Linked DNA regions of Mus musculus: region 2 is linked to region 1. A link is a loop called in an ENCODE intact Hi-C map of the cell type or tissue named here. Cell type or tissue: heart. All regions are shown on one strand. Links, peaks and the distances in the headings refer to the core of each region. The heading gives the core; the rest is flanking DNA.

Region 1 (4,395 bases), core at 230-4,229:
TATTAGAAATGAAGGGTTAATATGGATTAGAGAGAATATATCATCAAGATTTACAGCTGGTCACAAGCGAGAGAATATTCTAGAGTTTTAGTCTATGGCCTAGGATGTCTTTCTTATAGGGTCTAAAGGAAGGAGGGGCTGGCTACAGTGGAGAGTGGCTTGAGGGGTTCTGTATTTTGATTGATAGATTATGCCATGTGCCCATTCTTCCTACAGAACTCATCCTTTCCCATAATGCATCTGATTTTAATTATATGCATGCCCAAGTATGCATAGGCCTAAGATTAAATAAATAGGGGATTCTCTCTGAAAGTTCACTTGAAGGACTCAGTTTGCCTTTTCGTACATGTGCCTGGCATTGGTTCATGCTGGCTGCCCCTTTTATTCTTCATATAGGACATATTGGGAATATTCTCGACTAGAAACTGTCTAAATGAGACTGTTTCTAAGAGTGGAGAAATTTATAGTACTGTTAAGAGATTCAAGTATGCCTGATATACATAGGAGGTTCAGGGGTTCTCAGTTTGCTAGGCACATTGTTTGGAGAGGGATATGAGCATCGAATGGGTAGGTGAAGGAGCTAGGCTGCCAAATCCATTATGAGGGGAGAGAAAGGTGGGGAGGAAGAAGAAGAAGAGTAGGAAGAGGAGGAGGAAAGGAGAGGAGAGGAGAGGAAAAGAGAAGAGAGGAGAAGAGAGGAGAGGAGAGGAGAGGAGAGGAGAGGAGAGGAGAGGAGAGGAGAGGAGAGGAGAGGAGAGGAGAGGAGAGGAGAGAACAACCCTTCCCCCTAGAGTCCCAGGCTGCTAAAGTAGTCCCTATGCTTGCCTGCTTCACAGCATGTGTTTAAAAACCCTCTGTGGGGCTGCAAGTACAACTCAGTGGTAGAGTTGTACCTAACATTACTTAAAATATGCAAAGTCCTGGGTTATAGTGATGTATTTTGGATCCCCAGTTTTTGGTTAAAGAAAAGCCCCATGCCAAAGTTCAGGTGTGCCCAGACATCATTTATATTAGGGTTCTCTAGAGGAACAGAACTAAGAGAATGAATATATATTTCAAATGGGATTCATTAGCTTGTTTCACACAGTACAGGCTGGGTAGTCCAACAATAGTTGTCTACAGGCTGAAAACCCTGTAGCTGCTCAGTGCTTAGCCTGGATACTGCAGAAGTCTCAGTCTGGCATCGAAGGCCTGGAGGATTTCTGGGAGCTTCTGCTCTTCAGTCCATGTTGGAAAGCTGTAGAAGCTGGGTTCTTATGTCAGTAAGACTGGCAGCAAGGTTGGCAGCAACAAAGCCTATGCACTCAGCAGCCAGGAGTGAAGGTGAGCAGGCAAGGGCAGCCCCACTTCTTAGAAAGGGCTATTCACTCCGGGGGAGGCTGTCTGTGGCAGTTTGAATATGCTTGGCCCAGGGAGTGGCACTATTTGGAGATGTGGCCTTATTAGAGTAGGCATGGCCTTGTTAGAGGAAGTGTGTCACTGTGGGTGTGGGCTTTAAGAACCTTATCCTAGCTCCCTGTTAGCCAGTCCTCTCATGTTTGCCTTCAGAATAAGATGTAGAACTCTCAGCTCCTCCTGTACCATGCCTGCTTTGACACTGCCATGCTTCTGCCTTGATGATAATGTAGTGAACCTCTGAACCTGTAAGCCAGCCCCAATTAAATGTTGTCCTCATAAGAGTTGCTTTGATCATGGTGTCTGTTCACAGCAGTACAACTCTAACTAAGACACTATCTCTCTTTCATTTAATCCTTTCTGGAAACTCAGGAACCCCCTCACCTCCCATAGATTCATCCACCTAGAGGCACGGCTCTTAGTTGATTCGAGAAGAAGAATAATAAGAAGAGATTGTAAGAGAATAAAGGTACATGGAGCCCTGGTGTGGTAGGCAAACAATATCCAAAAGATGAGCTTCTGTCTGTCTTTCCGTTCATCTGTACAGTTGGAGAGACAAAGCAACTCTGTGTCTTCTGGGTTAAGCCCCTGTTTCAGGTTCTGGAAACACCAACAAGTGGTTTTAATAATAACGTGGGTTTTGGATTTTGTGTTGCATCAGTAAAATAGAGATGTTACTAGTACCTACCTCTAGAGGGCACTGTAGTCCTTACCCAAATTCATCCAGGACCGGTGCGTATCAAAGGTGGACCTTTAAATGTTTATTGCATCGCTATGGCAACTGTGCAAAAGTAACACATAACATCATAGATTGCGGTGTGGGATATCACTGGTAGTAATTTTAGAAAAGTGATTCAGTTTTGTTATCATTTCCATATGCTCACCTCCACTGGCAGTTTTACTAACATGTTTGGTACACAGGAAGAGTCTTCAGCAATAATAAACCCTTCAGCTATAATAAACCTGTGAGCACCCAGAGTTCTGGCCACAAGAATCCCAGATGTCACCAGGTGTAGCAATGCACACTTTTTGACAGCAGATGCTGGTGAGGATGTGGAGAAAGAGGAACACTCCTACATTGCTGGTGGGATTGCAAGCTGGTACAACCACTCTGGATATTAGTCTGTCAGTTCCTCAGAAAATTGGACATAGTACTACTGGAAGATCCAGCAATACCTCTCCTGGGCATATACCCAGAAGATGTTCCAAATGGTAATAAGGACACATGCTCCACTATGTTTATAGCAGCCTTATTTATAATAGCCAGAAGCTGGAAAGAACCCAGATGTCCATCAACAGAGAAATGGATACAGAAAATGTGGTACATTTACACAATGGAGTACTACTCAGCAATTAAAAACAATGAATTTATGAAATTCTTAGGCAAATGGATGTATCTGGAGGATATCGTCCTGAGTGAGGTAACCCAATCACAAAAGAACACACATGATATGCACTCACTGATAAGTGGATATTAACCCAGAAACTTAGACTACCCAAGATACAATTTGCAAAACACATGAAACTCAAGAAGAAGGAAGACCAAAGTGTGGATACTTCGTTCCTTCTCAGAATGGGAACAAAATACCTATGGAAGGAGTTACAGAGACAAAGTTCAGAGCTGAGATGGAAGAAAGGGTCATCCAGAGAATGCCCCACCTGGGGATCCATCCCATATACAGCAACCAAACCTAGACACTATTGCATATGCCAGCAAGATTTTGCTGACAGAACTCTGATATAGCTGTCTCTTGTGAGGCTATGCCAGTGCCTGGCAAATACAGAAGTGGATGCTCACAGTCATCTATTGGATGGAACACAGGGCCCCTAAAGAAGGAGCTAGAGAAAGTACCCAAGGAGCTAAAGGGGTTGGCAATCCTTTAGGAGTATCAACAATATGATCTAACCAGTACCACCCAGAACTGTCTCTCTAGTTGCACATGTAGCAGAGGATGGCCTAGTCAGCCATCAATGGGAGGAGAGGTCTTTGGTATTGCAAAAATCATATGCGCCAGTACAGGAGAATGCCAGGGCCAAGGAAGTGGGAGTGGGTTGGGGAGCAGGGCAGGGGAAGGGAATAGGGGACTTTTGGGATAGCATTTGAAATGTAAATGAAGAAAATATCTAATAATTAAATGAAAAATTGAAACAAACAAACAAACAAAAAGCAATGTACTCCTTTAATCGCTGCACTCTGGAGACAGCAAATTTGAGACTAGTCAGCTCTACATGGAGAGTTCTAGGTCAGCTAGACCATGCCAACAAAAAAAAAAAAAAAACAAAACAAAACAAATGAAACAAAACCAAACCACCCCCTCTCAACCCATATATGCCCAAGAACCTGGGCATGCTTCCTCCAGTGTCTACTGGAAATGTTAGTATGGTGCTGCTCTGCCTGCTTCCCGTGACTGCTCTCACAGCCTCTCCAAGTGTGAAGTCTACGCTCAGCTAAACATAGTCTTGGTGAAGCCACTGGACTGGAGGTCTTGGGAGAGATGGAAGTAGGTGTTAAAACTCTCAATCTTTCTGTCCCCTAGTGCCCTGTGTTGGAAGGAAGGATAAAGGACATACGCTCATTAAGATTTGGGAACTCAGAAGGCAAATGGCTCTGCCTTTTCTGTTCCTGCAGGAAAGAGGACACCTGTGCCCCTCCATCCAACTATGAAAAACAAAAAAGCTGGCACCAAGAAATTTGAATTTTCCCAGGAATCTCAATGCTGGGAGAAAGAAAAGGCTGAAGCCTGGTGCCAGCCAAAGAGAGCTTGTCTCTCAGGAAGAGACTTCACATGGTTCTGGTAAGTTGTTAGACCACCTTGCTGGAGAGACAAATTGACATAATGATGGTTCAGCAATGGGCAAGACCACACCTTGATCAGGGCTGCTTAGTTTTGCATAGTTATCCTCTATTTAATTTAACTTTGTTTCAGGACTCCAAAGATGGATTGGCAAATCACTAGACTGCTTTGTTTTTCTTACAGTTGTGAGGTGTGTATAGTAGTG
Region 2 (4,395 bases), core at 125-4,124, 310 kb after region 1:
TAACTCAGCTTGTTGGGTCTTCTGGAGTGTGGTCATGCTAGGTCCCCTCTCCCCCACTTTTTTAAAGATTAATTTATGTATTATATGTAAGTACACTATTGCTGCCTTCAGACACACCAGAAGAGGGCATCAGATGTCATTATAAATGGTTGTGAGCCACCATGTGGTTACTGGGATTTGAACTCAGGACCTCCTGAAGAGCAGTCAGTGCTTTGTACCACTGAGCCATCTCTCTAGCCCCACTAGGTCCATTTTTGAGATTGCTCCATAGATTCAGTAATAGTGTCAAGCCTTGGGACCTCCCCTTGAGCTGGATCCCTCTTTGAGCCTGTTGCTGGACCTTCTTTTCCCCAGGCTCCTCTCCATTTCCATTCCTGTAATTCTTTCAGGCAGAAACAATTGTGGGTCAGAGTTGTGATTGTGGGATGCCCCCTCTCTCATTTGATGCCCTGTCTTCCTGCTGGAAGTGGCCTCTATAAGTTCCCTCTCCCCACTGTTGGGCATTTCATCTAAGGTCCCTCCCAAGAGTCTCTCACCTTTTAGGTCACAGTGCATTCTGGAGGGACTCCCAACCTCCTACCTCCTAAGGTTGCCTGTGTCCATTCTTTCTGCTGGCCCTCGGGGTTTCAATTCTTTTCCTTCACCCAATACCAGATCAGGTTCCCCTTTCCATCCCAGCTCCCCAAGTTCTTAGTTTAAAAGTGTGTGCCATCACCACCAGACCTCATGATGTATTTTTAAGTAATTGGTAAAGCAGTGTGAAAAGGCACTTATACCTAGGAAATGAGGTATCAGATTGAAGAAAGGAGATGAGAGCTAGCATAGAACAAACACCATGGGGCATCTGGTGTTTGTTGCAAAGGCCCCTGGGAAATCCTGCTGTCAGTGAAGCATAACTTTTCTCTTCTACTTCATGTCCCTCGTTTCACAACCAGGCACTCACTTGCTTACATAAACAATTCCACCTAATTAGGAGAGATAGTTCAGCCCTGAGTTGAGCCACACAGAAAACTGGGCAATAGCTATAAAGTGGATTTGAACTGTAGCCAACTGGTCTTTTGTTCTTTGTCTCCCCAGGGGAATGTACTGGAGAAGATGAAAATTTGCCCCATGCCCCGCTTTTTCTGCTTTATACAAGACCTCTTGGTATCAAAGAATAACTTTGGTGTGTTGGTGAAGAACATGCATTTTGGCACAATTCCTGTGAGACTGTTTCAGCCCAAGGCAACCTCCTCTGGCCCCCGGAAAGGCATCATCTTTTACCATGGAGGAGGTGGTGTGTTTGGTAGCCTTGGTAAGAGGCATTTCTGAAGCATGGGAAAGGAAGTGGTTCTCATGACTGACCTAACTATATCTACATTCCCTTTGGGAATTATTAGCAGGTAGCTAAAGAAAGCAGCAGTCAGAAATCCTTCTAGGGGGCCCAAATTGTGGCTGCAGGTTGTGTCAATCAATAAGTTTGGCATGTCTATGGAAATGTTTTCTATAATAAGTCTTAGTCAAGGAGGGAACACAGGGTCACACATGGCCAAGTACTTGGTATTTTCCTTTCTGTCCATTCATTCTCAAAGCCACTGGCTCATCCAAGATCTGAAACTCACACATATCCCCCAGTTCTTCTGGACCACCATAATGTAATCAATCTGTAACTACCCAACCCCTTCAGCTTTGAATCATGATGGCAACCCTCTTCTCAGTTTCCTAATTTGCAGGCTTCTCCTCTTTCTCAACAACAGGGGTCTTAAAGCACATCTCAATACAGGCAGCCTAGCCTCTTCTTTGACTCTTTGATATTCTCCACCATACAGTCACTTTTGTCCTGTTCTGCCCTTGCTATACTGCAACACAAACTTTGTCATTATGCACAGTAGACACGGTGAGCTCATCACTCTTGGTCTTATGTACATGCTCCTTTGTTCTCAAAACATGCCTCCCCTCATGACGGGCTTGGAATAGGTGAATATGCAATTGATCTTGGACCTTTTCACAAATGTCCTTTCTAGCATGGCATCCACCAACATCTACCTACAGAATTTTTCTGCCATTCTGAGATTAAGCTCCTACACTCCAACTCCACTCATGACAGCTTTCTTGTTGAATATATTTATGGTATTTGTCACCATCTGCTCTTGCTTTGGTTCACCAATCCCTGTGTTTCCTTGTTTGCTGTCTTTCTGCCCCTAGTAAGAATGGGAATGCTAAGAGGGAAAGAAGACCTATGTGCTGTGTTGCTGGATCCCCAGTGCTTGGCCTTATTGTTTGTATTTTTGACTGACTGTATAAACACATGTATATAATTATCTGTTGATGGTTGAGTGAAAAGATAAATTTACAAAGGAATTCATGGTTGAATGAGCAAGAAGCATAGGCTGTCCTCCTTAACTAGAACAGGATGAGATAGGGGTTCCTTGCTGCCACCTGGTGGTAGAAATACCCATGTCTATTTTACAGCTGAAGGTGTTGCTATGATACTCACAAATTAACTATGACCAGAACCAAGGTATGGTTCCTACCCCTGTCCAGGAGCAATTCTCAATCCCAGAAACCTTTGGAAGCCTAGACTGCCATGCTCTTCAGTGGTGTAAAAAAACATAGAAATACTACTTATGTGAGTTGTTGAAGTCCTGATGCTTTTTAGGTTCAGTATCCACAGAGATACATCACCTATCACAACCCTGTTCTATTCACTCCAAGTAGGGCGAGTTGCAGGTACAAAACTCTGAAACTGAAGCAGCTTGAGGCTCTTAAGGTAAGGAAAGATGTGAGTGGGACACAGTGGATGGAAGTAGAACAGGTGGAAGAGCCAAAGTTGTGGTCAAGAGGGACTCCATGTTGACTGTCCATTAGTGTCATACCCACTCCCTAGTTGCCTCCTATAATCCATTTCATTCTTTGTTTAAGAGAGTCCCAGACAATTGTACTTAAGAAAGCATGAATGATGCTAGTATGCAGCAAGGCTGCAGCACGATTGTTAAGAACCTTGAATAGAGGAGCATCCTGCCTCAGTTGAGACTTCTCAGTGCATTGGCCTCAGCACCTGTTTTCACTTCTTACCATATCATTGAAGGTCCTTGTTTCCACCTAGCAATTTCCTGCTATTACTACATTATTTGGTGACATTCACAAATTGTAGTTCCTGAGTTCCCACTTCAGAGTTGTTGGTTCAGCGGGTATGGGCATCCTGGACAGAACATGTGCATAGACTAACCAGTGCCTCTGGATGACAACAGCCAGGGCTGTACACAGCTGAATTGAAGATGCATTTCTCAGGTTCTCTGCCTGGTACTTTACTAAATATCCAACCTAGTCTTTGTAGAGGTTCCATCTTCTGGAATTTCAGACGTATCATCCCCCAATTGAAATGACCCATCTAGCCTTTGTGTATTTTTATCTAATGTGAAATATATTAAATTATTAATGTTCCTAGAAAGTCATTCCAAACTCCACAGTCTTGGCTTTGTACATTTCAGATCCCCTAAGCTTCCTGGTCCTTGGTTTCCTTACTATAAAGTACAATAACACAAAAGATGAGCCAAAAGGTCCTCTTGAATGCTGACATTGACAATGAGAGTGGTGACTGACTACCAAAAAGATCTGGCCAGAATCACTTCAGAGGTGGAAAGAATCAGAACACAGAGAGGATGTCACCTTCTTACTCATAGCAGAAACTTCTGTCCTAGGGTTGTGGTAGAAATTCTACATCCTCCTCATGAGATGCATTAGATTTGCTCTTGCCTTACAGATTCTTACCACAACACTTGCAGTTACCTGGCCCATGAGACAGATTCGGTGGTAATGGCAGTGGGGTAAGTAGCTTATAACAGACATTAGCTTCATCGGGTACCTGGTTCAGTTGTGGTAGAATGAATAAAAGATAATAAGACCCTATTATGCTCTTGACAACTCCATGGCCATTCATTAAGTAAAACAGAAAAGCACATCATGATGTAAAGGCATCTAGGCAGGGAAAAGATAAAACTGTTCAACAATTGACACCAAACCCAATAGAGACCTAATAAATTGATGTTAGAAAAAAATAAGTGATGGATCTAGGAATCAGAGTGTCTTAGTTACTTTCTTGTTGGTGTTATAAAACACCACAACCAAAGGACACTTAAGGAAAATGGAATTTACTTCAGTTCATGGTTCCAGGAGGCTGAGAGTCAGCTAGCATCAGGAAGGGCAGTAGAAGTATCAAGCAGAGAGCACATATCCACAATCATAAGCACAAAGCAGAGAGTCAATAGGAAATAGGACAAAGATATAAAAAAACCAAGTCCCACTCACAATGATATCCTTCTCCCAGCAAGGCTCCACCCCCAAAGGCTTGCTAAACCTTGCTAAAGAGTGCTACCAACTAGAAATCAAATAGTCAAATATCTGAGTCTATGGGAG

What was found. Hi-C counts contacts between places; a loop is a spot of excess contacts. Peaks named below come from ENCODE experiments on the same cell type or tissue, not always from the same donor. Only the 100,000 strongest peaks of a DNase experiment are listed, where the experiment ranks them.
Region 2: it touches region 1 in a loop (18-fold over the local background); 8 of 42 quality-filtered maps call a loop at or near these places.

The regions. Positions count from the first base shown.
Region 1 is chr4:144,870,837-144,875,231 of GRCm38, reverse strand. It overlaps a transcript of Vps13d not described here. Among named protein-coding and RNA genes, the nearest start is that of Dhrs3, 20 kb to the left of the region's middle. In heart, for the core only: a CTCF peak has its summit at 2,089 (motif pointing right); no DNase peak of the experiment used is centred there.
Region 2 is chr4:144,558,031-144,562,425 of GRCm38, reverse strand. Aadacl4fm2 (AADACL4 family member 2) reads left to right here. Exons shown (of 4, transcript NM_001085542.1): 2 at 1,078-1,294; 3 at 3,743-3,806. Among named protein-coding and RNA genes, the nearest start is that of Aadacl4fm2, 4.9 kb to the left of the region's middle. In heart, for the core only: a CTCF peak has its summit at 2,408 (motif pointing left); no DNase peak of the experiment used is centred there.